Regions from separate parts of the Mus musculus genome. Here region 1 is linked to region 2. Evidence: chromatin loops called from intact Hi-C (ENCODE). Cell type or tissue: gastrocnemius. All regions are shown on one strand. Each heading gives the region's core, and the rest is flanking DNA. Links, peaks and the distances in the headings are about the cores only.

Region 1 (6,935 bases), core at 829-5,828, 230 kb before region 2:
GAGGGCAATGTGGGGGTGAATATGGTCAAAATATATCGTGTGTGTGTGTGTGTGTGTGTGTGTAAGAAAACACATTATTATATAAAATTAATAAGTAATAATAAAAACAACAATGCTGTCAGGAGTGGTTGCACGCGTCTCTAATCTCAACTCAGCTCTCTGGAGTCAGAAGCAGGTGGATCTCTGTGGGTTTGAGGCCAACCAAATTTACATAGTGAGTTCCAGGCCAGCCAGTGCTGCACTGACAGAGACCCTATCTCGGAAAACAACAATCTCTTCTCTGGCGTTTCTGATCCTCGTGGGATAGATTTTTGTTTCCTTTGCTAACTTGTGCTCTATAAGAAGAATGTCAGCATTTTCCCATCTCCCTTTCTGCAGGAATGAAGCTCTCCATGACAGGGAAGGAAGCCATACTATAAAGGTATGGCCTCTCAAGGGTCCCTATGTTACCAAGTTTATCAGAATCAACACTCTTCCTTCAGATTTCTTACAACCTGCTCTTCAAGCACTATGTACCTGATCCCTAACCCAATGTGTCTTGTGTGTCCCTCTTACAGGCTCCCACAGCACAGAAGGAAAGAATGGAAAGTTCTGGGGCCATCAGGATCTCCCTTCTCTTCCAGATCAGTTACCAGTTACCCTCAGGCAACATACTTGTGCTAAAGGAAAGCCATGAAGAAAAGCAGCCTTCCTTAGAGAAGAATCAGTGTTCTCTGATGTGATTGGGAACTGCTCCTTAATGGACGTGCCTACCCCACTGCATATGCTGTGACTCACCTCTCCCTGAGGATTGTTCCCTACTGGGCATGTTCCCATCCAGCCCTCCAGGCTGGCTTTGCATTGGTTTTCCCCACAGGTGTTCTCTTGCACTGTTAACTGCTGGCTGTTCCCCTATATCCATATCATGAGAGATTACACATTTTACAGGGACTATATCTTTCACTCTACCAGTAGTACAACATGCAGTAAGGATTTGTTGTGGAGTGTGAATGCATTATCTTCCTAAGCAAGATCTTATGTGCACTCCCTCTTCCTAAGCAAGGATCTTATGTGCACTCCCTCTTTTGCTGTGACTTCATCACAAGAGTGGCTGGCATTGCACGTACCTCATTCCCACACGTGTGTTCACAATTACTATTATTCCCCTTGGGTCTCCCCCAGAAAGTCTCTGACAGACACTGTGTTGATTACAGGTTCTTATAACTAATTCTGTAATTCTCCTTTATTTGGTCAATCCTCGCCCATCCCTGTGCACCCATCCAACAAATACCCACTTACCCAATTTCAAGTCTATGAGAAATGTATCGGGGCTCACTGTGCTTGTAGGACTCTACACTTACACAGGCATTATCTTTCTCTTTTTCCCTCTTTCCCATGTTTATCACTTTAACCTTATCCTCTAATGACCTGGAGCTTTACTCTGGCTACACCTCCAGCCAAACCCACATATCCGAGTCTTTCTTTCAAAGCCCTTTCTGGCTGTCTTCACAATTCCCTCTGTCCTGGCCTTCACTTTCCAGACCAGCTACATTTGTTGTTGTATGGCTCCTTTTGCCCTGGGTTCTTCCTCTCCTGGCTCTGGGCTTTTACTCAGTCTCTTCCATATCTCTGGAACAACAACCTAACCACAGCCTTCTCCTCTGAATCATGCTCAAGGTCCAGCTGCTTCAAGACGTTTTTCCCTCCCATCTTCCAATCCATCACATCATCACCGACCCAGCCTTGTACCACAGGACAGCCTTGAAATGACTGGACTTATAAATATGGGGTGACTGTAGTTCAATTTCTGGCTTACGTCAATACTAAAAGCCTAATCTCAGAATTAATCAATGTTAACTTTGAGAAAGAACCAAAAGAAATGGCCAATAGTTACTGAGTCAGCACTGCAGACTCTTAAGAGCAGTTCATTCGAGATTAATAGATTTAATTCTCTGCCTTGCTCCCCCAGGAATCTGCGAGAGATCACAACAACATGGCCACAATGAAATTAAAAATGGCCAAGATTAAGAAAACCATTGGCAGACCCACACAGCAATGTTATGGAGAAGATTAGCATATGCATTACCCATCCACACACACAGTGTCATGACCCACACAGTGCCATGACCCACACAGTGCCATGACCCACACAGTGCCATGACCCACACAGTGCCATGATTATTGAAGTTGAAATGCCCATTGGCTCCAATCAACTTGCCACTATAATTATTAATCCCTATTTTTTTTTACCTAATATTTGAAGTTACCCTGCCCTCTTGAAATGACATAAAAACTTACTGGTCTCTTTCTGGAGTGCAGGCAGGATGACGTCGATCAGTGTCTGTGTTCCCAAAAATGTCTTAACTGACACATGTTGCCAAAAGGCATGGCCTGGTACAAAATCCTGGTGTTCAGCTGGGGAAATTCCTGAGGAATTCTGCAGAAAATGACCTTGCTTTACTTTTTAAAACCCAGAACTTTCCAAACTAATTGAAATCAAATCCCCCAGGTTTTTCTCCATTCTGTTCTCTGTCAATATGCCAAGGGACCCCTATCAGAATCCAAGCCATGGAGGATGTATCTGCTCTGTAATCTTATTCTACGAAGTGGCTCTGGGATACAGACAATCATTTATACATTTCTGTGCTTTTTCAGAATTTATATGTTACCTAGATACAAAAACAAAGCCCAACAACTCAGGGCCTCCCATGTGTATGTGAGTGCTCCACCTCTGTGCTACAGCACCAGCTCCCTTTTACTTATAATTTGGAGACAGACTCTGGCAAAGTTGCTCCAGCTGGCCTTGCCCTCTCTATTCTCCAGGCCATGTGCTGAAGGTTCAGTCATCCCATCTCAGCCCCTCTGGAGCAGCTAGACTTACAGGCAGAGTTCACCAGAGCCAGTTTCTGAGAGATACCTCTTAAGATAATATACTAAAACAATTTCAGTCTAATTCTTAAATTGTTAATTATTTGGCTTGAAACAAAATGGTTTGGGCAAGCTTAAATCCATGACGGCCTGGGAGTGACCAGTAGGTGGCAGCACCAGAGTCGGCCACCCTGTAAAGACCCAACCGTGATAGATTTCTGTGAGCTCTTGCTAGCCACGCACTAAGGCAGCTTAGAGAAAGCAGAAAAGGAGAGAGAGAGAGAGAGAGAGAGAGAGAGAGAGAGAGAGAGAGAGAGGGAGAGAGAATGTTTCAGGAAGGATAAAAACTGCTCATGTGCTTATTCTCTGTAGTTTTTCCTACATATTCTTACCTAGTTATACAAACATAGAATTTGCTTCTGATCCTCCCAACACTGCTGTCAGGTGTGTTCTACCTTGCCTCCCCCTCTCTATGGTTTCTCCATGCCTCCCACAGTGAGACTTGATGGATGCTTCCAGCCTTCTGTTTTTCAGCATCATCTCTCACTTTGCATTCAAAAGCACTCAATTTGTATTGGTCTAATCTCTCTACATATTTTCAATTAGTAACTGTAGTGAACACCTAATACTTTTAAACCATCTCACCCATTTCTAAGTATGCAGCCAATTCTGTGACACGTGTTTCTGTGTAAAAATTCCAGAAGAGGTAAATCTGGCAGCCTTCAAACTCTTCCAAAAATCACACTTGCCCCAGAGCCTGGCGATCCCATTCCACTCTCTGTGATTCTGGTGACTCTAGGTTCCGCAATCATACAGAGTCATGCAGCATTTGTCTTTTGTGGCTGGCTCACTTTATGTGACATGCTCAGGTCGTCCAGACTATAGCAGTGTCACAGTTTCCTTCCACCTTAGGGATAAACATGTATCCAACTGCTACATTTTGTTTATTCACTCATCCATCAGTGAACATCTATGTTGCTTCTCCCTGCTGTCTGTAATGATAATGCTGCTGTGACCCCGGGTATGCCAGTAGCCTTCTACCACCCTTTCAGTTTCTCTGGATATATATATACTCTCATTTTTGTTTTCTTTCTGTTGCTGTGATGAAACACTTCAGTCAAAAAAGCAATTCAGGGAAGAAAGGACTTATTTGGCTTATATTTTCAGATTACAGTTCATGGGGGGGGGGCGGTAACCAAGATAAGAACTTTAAAAAGCTGGTCACATCACATCCATAGTCAGGAATACAGAGAAACAAGTACACACATGCTTGCTTGTTTGCTTGTTTGCTTGTTTGCTTGCTTGCTTGCTTGCTTGCTTGCTTGCTTGCTTGCTTGCTTGCTTGCTTGCTTGCGCTCAGCTGTTTTTCTACTCTTACAGTTTGGATCTCCTGACTAGAGAATGATGCCACCCATGGTGGGCTGAGTCTTCCCATCTCAGTGTAATCTAGACATTGCCCCATAGACATGCTCACAGGCCAGTCAATAAAGACAGTCCTTCACCGAGACTCTTTTCCAGATGAATCTAAATTATATCAGGTTGATAATTACAGGTCACCATCTCGGTCTCATGGTGTCACAGTCAGGTTTTGGGGTTTTGTTTCTGTTTTTTGTTGTTGTTTGTTTGCTTGTTTGGAACTCTGCACTCTTTTCCTTAGCAACTGTGCCATTTTCATTCCTACCAACACAGGACAAGGATTCTAGCGTCTCCAAGTCATCATCAACTTTATCTTTTACTTTTTGATAATAGGTACAATAAAATGCTATGATTTTCATTTGTATTTCTAAGATTATACAAAGATATTACACAGCTACTCACACGCTTGTTGCCCCCTTTGTATGTCATCTAGGGAAACATTCATTCCTCAGGCCATGTTTAGATCAGGTAAGTCATCTTTCTGTTCCTGGGTTGTAGCATTCTTTGTTGGTTTCTTGTTTGCTTGTTTCTTTGTTTATTTATTTATTTGTTTGTTCTGCTATTAGCCCCTTGTCAGATATGTGATTTCCAAATGTCATCTCCCATCTTCATGCTGTCTGTTCACTCTGTTAATTCTATCCTTTGATGCACCACATTGAAACAAGACATTAAAAAAAAAAATAAAAAGACAAGATCTCACTGTGTAACTTTGCCTGGCCTGGAACTTACTATGTAGTAGAACCGGCTGGCCTCAGAATCACAGAGATCTTTCTGCCTCTTCCTCCTGAGTGCTGAGATTGAAGGTGTGTATCACTCACCTGGCCTGAAACACATTTTAAAAGGAAACTTGTCCACGCGGTTACCATGCTTTGTGGAAACTATGCCATCCTTTAGCTAGTCAGTATAGTGGTACACTTTCTTCCATGTGCCTGTGGAGCTCAGAGCTCAACTTTGAGATCAAGTAATGTGAACACATTATGGTTTTGATGCGTATTACTAAATTTATTTTCTATGAATTTCTGTGATCAACTATAATAGTTATGGCCCGCTGAATGTATGCTGTGAACCCAACTGTGTCCTCACACAGGTTATCATTAATTCTTTATACCAGGACTGCAAGGTAGAGAGTACCACTGTCTATATGGCTAATTACATCAACTAGACACATAGACTACCATCAGCTACCAAGACCAGACAGACTGTGATTGGTAGAATTAGCATTGGATGTCAAGCCTACCTGTGCCCGTGGATGGACAGGGTTCTCAAGATCTTCCTATGCATACAGCCTGACTGGCCAAGAGGAACCTCCTATGTAGCCCAGGCTAGCCTTGAACTTTTCATGGTCTTTCTGGCCCCACTTCTAATGCTGGGATCGCTATATACACATGTTTATAGTGACACCTGGCTATGTAGTTAGCTTTCTGGGGGACTTTCAAACTTCATTCCAAAGTAGTAGAACCCTGTTACACTCCCGTCAGGAGTGAGAAAGGGTACTGGTTTCTCCACATCAGCAGCAGCACCTTTCTTTTTGTCAGCCACAAAATGAGTGTGCACTTGTCTTTTCCTTGGGTTTTGCACATCTGTAATGGCTTCAGCATTTAGCATATCTCTGGAGACAGCCTATATATGCCTTTGCTGGCTTTTCAGTCTGGTTATATAAGGATGAGTTTCAAGGGTGAAGTGTATATTCTGTGTCCCTTATCAGACAGGATTTTCCTGGATTTCTTTCCACGTTCACTTTCTTTCTTGAAAAAGTTCACTGAAGAATGTCTTCATTTTGCTTGTGCATGGCTGGCCCCTCTCCTCTAAAACTGTAGCTGATTAATGGATTTAGGGAAAGCTCAGCTTAGCAGTGTCACTGTTTTCTGCTTGAGGCTCTGCCTGTTTGGCAGGATAAATGTGTTTGGGTCTATTGTTTGCCATGTGATAAAGCGAACTCGTCTTTAGGAGAAGAAACACTCCCATGAGTGCCTGTACCACATTAGATGACAGAGTCAAGTATTAGCTACAAATAAGAAGCTATGGCCTTTAAATAGTTGAATAATTAATAGTGTTATCATTCTTGGCCAAGCATATTGGCTCATACTTATAACCAAGCACTCAGGAGCTGAGGTAAGAAGACAGCACATGATAGATAGATAGATAGATAGATAGATAGATAGATAGATAGATAGATAGATAGATAGATAGATAGGTAGATAGATAGATAGATAGATAGATAGATAGATAGATAGATAGATAGATAGATAGATAGATAGATAGGTAGATAGATAGATAGATAGATAGATAGATAGATAGATAGATAGATAGATAGATAGATAGATAGATAGATAGATAGATAGATAGATAGATAGATAGATAGATAGATAGATAGATAGATAGATAGATAGATAGATAGATAGGTAGATAGATAGATAGATAGATACATAGATAGATAGATAGATAGATAGATAGATAGATAGATAGATAGATAGATAGATAGATAGATAGATAGATAGATACATAGATAGATAGATACATAGATACATAGATACATAGATACATAGATACATAGATACATAGATACATAGATACATAGATACATAGATACATAGTTTATAAAATTTACACAACAAAGACTTCACTAAAATACTGTCTGGCCTTTTGAGTTCAACTATAACACACTTTAAATG
Region 2 (6,935 bases), core at 1,189-6,188:
CACACTTGTCACAGTAGCTGGAAAAACACTTAAGGCTGTGTTGGCAGTGTCAGTGTTTTCCATGGACGAGTGGCGCTTACACATTTACACTAGGTGCTCCGTAGACGCCCGTGCACTGCTCAGCTCTAACCCTTCTACTTAAGAATGAAAATGTTCTCTTCTTTCAAAGAGGAATAACTGTTTTGAGTCTGGCAAAGCAATTCAGTCAATAGTTCTGATCAAAGCATAATAAGCCAGGTTTTGTGGGCATGCCTGAAATTTCAGTACATAAGAGGCAGAAGGGCGTTTGAGATCAGCATGAGCTATCAGGACAAAGCCTGTCTCCAAAAGTGAAAAAGAAAGAAGGAAAGGACAAAAATAAAGAGAGAAGAGGGGAGGGAGACGGAGGAGGGAGAGGGACAAACAAGAGAGGAAGGGGGAGGAGGGAGAAGAGGAGAAGGAAGGGGAGGAAGTGAAAAAGGGCACTAGAGGAATCCGTGTTATTGCCCAAGGTAACTCATTTGCTACCCTAGGAAGACAGGAGGAGCCTGTAAATCACAGAAACTTTCTCTTTCTCATAAGTAGTGTTCAGTTATACACAGCTGGAGATGGCCCGACTCAAAAACTAAATGCACAAACACGGGGCCAGTTTCACAACCTGAGACACTGGGGTGTACCTCAGTGCCAGTGTGCTCGGCATGTGAGTTACCAGAGGCCTGATCCCCAGCAATGCAGGATAAAAAAGGAAGGCACAGCAGAGAAAGAGACGATAGAAGGAATCTACTCCAAAAGAGCTAGAGCAACAAAACCTTTAAAGGCATTTCTCCCCCTTACGTAAGTTGTCAGTCATATTGACTGCCAAAACCATAAAAGATAACAGAGAAACAGAAACAACTCATGCGAACTCTGTCTGAAAATAGGCTTTCCTGGTTGTTTGGGGCTTTCCTAATCTAATCCAGACTCTGACTTGGGTAAACATTCACATTAGGCCAGTTTATTAAAATGTAAGTGCAGAAAGCAGCTCTGCCAGCTTCGAGTTCTCTGGGATTCTTTCCTGTTGGAATAAAACATAACAAATCAGCACAAAATGAATTAAAAGTGCTGAACTCCCAATGAGAACTGGTGACGGTGTCTAAAGATTTACAACCGTCAGGCTTGAGACAGCAGGGTGGAGAGCTTCTGTGACATCAGCCTCCAGCCCCTCCTGTCATGACCTGCGCACTTGAGTTCTCATGACCCAGTTGGTCACTGTGTAATGGTTACATGAACACAAAAGATCCCCGGTTTTCTGAAGCCTCGATCACACTTCATACTCAAGGATATACAACTTACGAAACACCATCACTCAGGGAGACTTCAGCGGCAGCGCCCAGGATTGCTCTTCCGTCACTAAAATATATTTTTAAAAAAGCATTTGTTAACGGCATGAATTGAAAACCGCACAGACACACCTAGCTTTGCAATGGTGAAGTCCCAAAGAACCCATAGGAAGCTCAAATCACTGTTAAATCAAAGTGACTTTTGCTTAATCAACCAAAAACAGTTGGTCTGCCCTTCCTTGTTCATATTTACAGTACCGCACTAGCCTACAGCTGGGCAAAAAAAAAAAAAATCTCTCCCACAGAGTCTACGTTAAAGGGTGTGCTGGCCACCTCATACCTGTCAAAACAGTGCAGAAGTGAAACTACGGCAACATTGTAGAGTTAAAAAAAAAAAAAATCGCAAGGCAAGCTGTCCTAGCTGGGGCCTGTCTGTACATGTTCTAAGTGAACGGAAATGTTAAAAAAAAATATTGCAAAGAAGAATCTAAGTTTAAATATTTTCTTAAGTCTATTTCAAGGTTAGGCAATTCACTTGAGAATTTTCTGGCAAAGTATCGATTTGCCTATGGAGAGACAGCCGTGTTTCTGTTTGTTGACTTCACTCTTCAGCCTGCTTCGCTGACTATTCACAGGCATCTATGGCCTAGAAAGTAATACCCAAGCCCTTAAAGGCTGCTCTGACCTCATCCCTCACTTCCAGGCTCCACTGTCACCCCGTTGTTTCATCATTGCAAAACAGACGGTGAAACCTGTGTCTGCAAGTAAGTGTGACGTGCCCTTATCTGTGGTTGCTCTATTTCTCTGAGCATCTATACCACAATGCTAGTCCATAAATGGCATACCCCTCTTCAAATGAAGTCTCGGGCTTGGTAGGCAACTTGGGTTTTTCACAAGTGTCTACATCCACAGATGGCGGCAATAGTGAAGGGATTGAAGCTTGCAAGACGCTGGTGTGAAACTGTAAAAAGATGTAAGTGAAAAGAAAACCAATCAAAACACATGCCGCAGAGCAACAAAGCATCACAGAATTGGTCTACAAAATACACCAGTGCTTGGAACTCTATTTACAAACATCTAGACAAGGTGTTGATGAGAGCAAGCACTGTGGAGAAAGGATTAAATTTGGTCCTAAGACAGCAAATATCCTGAATAACAAAGTAAAATACCTAAACTAAAAAAAGTACCATGTCCCGATCACGGGGCAAGCCCACGGAGTGCCAGTGCCAAGGTACTGACTCCTCAGGGTCGACATATATTGTAAACAAAGTACCATTTCCATTTTTATTTCTACTACACGTCTAACACATAACATGCATCATGTTGGTTAATTGTTCTTTTCATGCGTGAACAAGTTGACTATGTTCAACTATCCTATCTGGTGAATAATGCATTAAAATCAGTGAGAACAGACTCTACAGAAACAATGAAATATGGATATAATTTTCTCAAATACCTCTGGGGCCTAGGGCTGGAGTCTGAAGGATTTTTTTGGGGGGGGGTGGGTTTTTTTTCAAGACAGGGTTTCTCTGTGTAGCCTTGACTATCCTGGAACTCACCTTGTAGACCAGGCTAGCCTCAAACTCAGAAATCCACCTGCCTCTGCCTCCCAAGTGCTGGGATTAAAGGCGTGCACCACCACGGCCCGGCCTGAAGGATTTTTAACACTAGGGTTTTCTGGTAATGTATGAGAACTAGAGAACAGAGTAGGATCGGCACCAAGAACTCACAAAGGAAACACCTGTGTGAACTCCAAGTCAGGTAACCAGTGGGCTCCTCGTTTAATTATTTGTAGTGCTGACCTACCACATAGTCCAGTGCTGAGCTATGTTCCAAGCCACAGTTCTCTCTGTCCCCTCTCTCTAATTTTTATTAATAATTTTTAAATTAAAATTTATATTTCCCCCTTCACTTTCCTGCCCTCCATGTATTTCCCTTTGCTAACTGCTCTCTTTCTCTCTCCTTCCCTCCTTCCTTTTCCCCCTTCCTCCCTCCCTCCCTCCCTCCCACATTCATGACCTCTTTTTTAACTCTCTTTCTGATCAGTCTCCTATGTAGTCCAGGCTGGCCATGAGCTCAGCCTCCTATGAGATTACAGGTGTGCCTAGCTCTCTTGCACTGGCCTGGTGCAGTGTTAAAGAGATTACCCTATTTTTAAAATGGGGCTCTTTCTATATACCCCGTTTGGTTTTGATTGAAATCTTTGCAATTGATGCTGGGTAATCTCTTTAGCACTCACCCATATTTCTTGAAGTTCAACTGTTTCCCTAGACTCCTAACCGTGGGGAAAATACAGTAACACATAGACCTGTTCTCTTGATTTCTGTGTCAAACTTTAATGTTTCAGTTTAATTTTTCTTCCTGGTTTTCTTCAAAACTCTGGTTGCATTCTATTAATTTTTATTTTTATTTTTCATGCTATTTTTATTCAGTTCGGAACCATCATTTATGACAAACTACACATCATTAAGCTGGAATTCACAAGGTGTGCAGACATAGCTCAACAGTTAAGAGCACTGGTTGCTCTTCCTAGGGATGGTGTTCCAATTCCCAGCATGGTGGGCACGGTGTCTGTTAACTCCAGTTCCAGGGGATCTGGTGCCCTCTTCTGACCTCTTTGGGAACTGCATGCAGCAGTGTACAGACATTCAGAAAAAAGACTCATACACACAAAATAAATAAAAACAAATTTTTAAACTGAGATTCATGTAGCAAAGACTGAAGAACAATTCAGTATATTCTACATATACAAGCGATTCCTCTCTAAATGTGCACACTGTCAAAGGTTATTTTTTGGAAGGCTGAGTCAGGAGGATCACTATGCTGGCCTGAACAACAAAGTGAGCCTCTGACTCAAAAATAAAACAAAGTTTGGTTTTCCCACCTTTCAATATAAATTCAATATAATACAAACATATTTAACAAGCAGGAAACTTCCCCTGTATCTTATTTCATAATTAATATCTTGATTGATGAACTATTTTAGTACTTTCTAACATTTAAGTGTTATGTTGTTTTCTCTTTGAATTAATTTTCATTCAACTCAGTTTTTACTTGCTCAGGACTAGAGATGTAGCTCAGTGTAGTGTACTCATGCAAAGGGGGAAAGATAAAAAGTACTAGAAAAGGAGACTCATCACCAAACATTACTGTTTCGTTGTGGGATTATCAACCACAGCTAGGAGAGAAAGAAAACAAGAGAGGGAAGCTGTCGAGAGGAAGCAACTGTTGCACACAGTGAGCCTGTTGTTGAGTTGAGCAGGACATTCCTACTTCCTAGTCGCTCCAGATAGCAATTAAACTAAAGTTAAGGAGTGACTCCAAAGCAAAGACCAATCTGCACTGGGGGAGTCCTGGGCTCCTGAGGCTGTGGACGACTGAACACTGCTGCCTTGATCAGACTACACATGATCAGCAGTCCAGCAGCCATGCAGGGAGCTTAGCCCTGGGACGCTGCAAGGAAGGTGTGGACAAGCTCTCAATGCGGAGGATTCTGACTGTTAAAGGCAATGCACCAAAATCAGGCTCGAATGGATAGGCACCACAGGAAATTAAAGGATGCTCTGGACCTCAACGGCACTTTGCAGAGCTGAGACAACATTCATCTGAAAATACTCAGAGGGGAAAAGAAAGCAGACTTGGAGTGAAGAGTGGTGAGCCTAAAAGTGGTCTCTAAGACAGAAGCGACATCATCTGCCTAGTGGGCTGGACTGTTATGGACTAGGGATGACCAGGCGCCTCCGTTCTTCCCTTTTTAAAAAAGCAGGAGTGTCAACAGAAGTCACCCTGTTCCTGACTCACCACACGCGCTGGGTATGTGGGTACAGAGAACTGCTTTGCTCCCAGCTCTGTATGTTGTTTGGAATGATACTCTAGGAACTACTGAGGGGCCCCCCTATGCATCAACCTGAATGGACGATGCTCCTGGGAGGGACATCTGCAGAACTGTGGAGAAGGAAAGGCTGACTTTTATATGTGAGAAGGGTGCAAACTGATTCACCTAGGAGGTGAAACGGTGACTATTTTCCAAAATGGTGGCACCATGTCTTCTTTTCACTGTGACATCACTGAGACACTAGAGACAGTCTGCTCACTGTGAGTCTGCTTGGCCTGTGACTGCAGCAGGGATGCATGCCAATGATGCCACGTGTCAGGGGATGCAAACCTGGTCTTCTCAGGGGTTGGGGGGGGTGTCCAGCCTGGGTACAGTGGAACAGGGTTCAGGTATCAGGTTGCCTCAACAACCAGGTACTGCAGTGAGAAGCTGCTTGCTGCTCCTGAGCTGAGTGACAGAGCTGAGGTGTTCCTGCTGAATGCTGCCCACCCTGCAGGCTCCTCAGGAAGATGACAATCCAGCCAGTTTGGCGCTGGATAGTAGATAATGAACAGGTGCTCCTGAAGCCTTCATGAACGGAAGTGAATAAACTCCAATGCCCTCTGATTGCTTTTTCCAAGCCTAAAAACTTTGAGTCATCAGAAACATCAAAACTAGATTTAATCTTATTTACCCTCACCTGACTTGTTTGTACTCTGTCTTTGAAAAATAAACTATAATCTCATATTTTGGGGTATCCACCTCAAAGATGATCACTTTTTTTTTTTTTTTAGACTGGGGTCCTTCTAGGCTGCTCTCAAGTTTCTAACCAAGGAATGTTCTGCCTCTTCAGCAGCTGAAATTATAGGCACAAGTCAACCTACCTGTCTTGTTCTTACTGAGTTTTATAAGCAATTTTAACTTTGTCCAAGGCATTTATTAAAAAGAGGGAAGCACACATTTAAAAATGAAAAGAGACCAACAGTACACAAAAGCTACCAGAATAGACCAGTGGGTAATACTGCTGGAAAGAACCCACATCACACAGCACTGGCGATGTATACAGCAGTATAGGCACTGCCCCGTCAACATAAAGTGTCAGAATCCCACACGTACCTCTTCTGGAGCACTCGTGTGGAGCAGGTCCCTGCTGGGAGACCCCATTCCTGGCGTAGAAGAAGTGCTTCTCTCCAGATCACTAAAACCCTGTGCATCCAACAGGGTGGAGATAGAGCTGGAATGGAACAGGCCCTCACACTCACTATCCTGACCTGGAAAAGAAAAAGCAGGTGACCATGCAGTCCACTTTTGGAAGAATGGGAATGATGCATTTCTCTTTTTCTTGAACATATACTGTACCACTGAGCTATAGTGCCAGCCAAAGTATAAGCAAACACAGGCCTTCCTCCTGTCATCATATGTAAATTAGCAACACAGAACACAGGATATAGCATCTTAAACTGCAAGCAACTAAGCTCCGGGACTCAAGAGCTGGCTGTAATTCTGTTTTAATTCTTTTTAGGCTTCATAAGTATTAGTTTAGCCCTGTTTGGTGATGTGTAACTTTAATCCTAGCACTCAGAAGGTGAGAGCAGAAGAATCAGGAGTTCAAGGTCATCCTCAGCTACATAACAAGTTCAAAGCCAGCTTGGGCTACGTAAGACCCTATCCCACATAAGTTGTCTGTCTGTCTGTCTGTCTGTCTATTACCTAACTTACTTATCATCTAGCTACCTACTTACCTATATATATACTACCTATCACCTAACTACCTACCTACCTATCTACTCTATGTATCTACCCACCTATGTACCTGTCTATCC

Evidence for each region. Peaks named below come from ENCODE experiments on the same cell type or tissue, not always from the same donor. Only the 100,000 strongest peaks of a DNase experiment are listed, where the experiment ranks them.
Region 1: a loop joins it to region 2, with 6 times the contacts of the local background. A loop is called at or near these places in 22 of 42 quality-filtered maps.

The regions. Positions count from the first base shown.
Region 1 is chr6:147,236,487-147,243,421 of GRCm38, reverse strand. It overlaps Gm15767 (predicted gene 15767), which reads left to right. Exons shown (of 2, transcript NR_157237.1): 2 at 558-1,207. Among named protein-coding and RNA genes, the nearest start is that of Gm15767, 3.8 kb to the left of the region's middle. In gastrocnemius, for the core only: a CTCF peak has its summit at 2,992 (motif pointing right); a DNase peak (open chromatin) is centred at 3,020.
Region 2 is chr6:147,005,296-147,012,230 of GRCm38, reverse strand. It overlaps Ppfibp1 (PTPRF interacting protein, binding protein 1 (liprin beta 1)), which reads right to left. Exons shown (of 31, transcript NM_001355728.1): 14 at 6,229-6,383; 15 at 2,144-2,259; 16 at 1,312-1,368. Among named protein-coding and RNA genes, the nearest start is that of Rep15, 24 kb to the left of the region's middle. In gastrocnemius, for the core only: no CTCF peak of the experiment used is centred there; a DNase peak (open chromatin) is centred at 3,894; H3K27ac peaks cover 260 bases.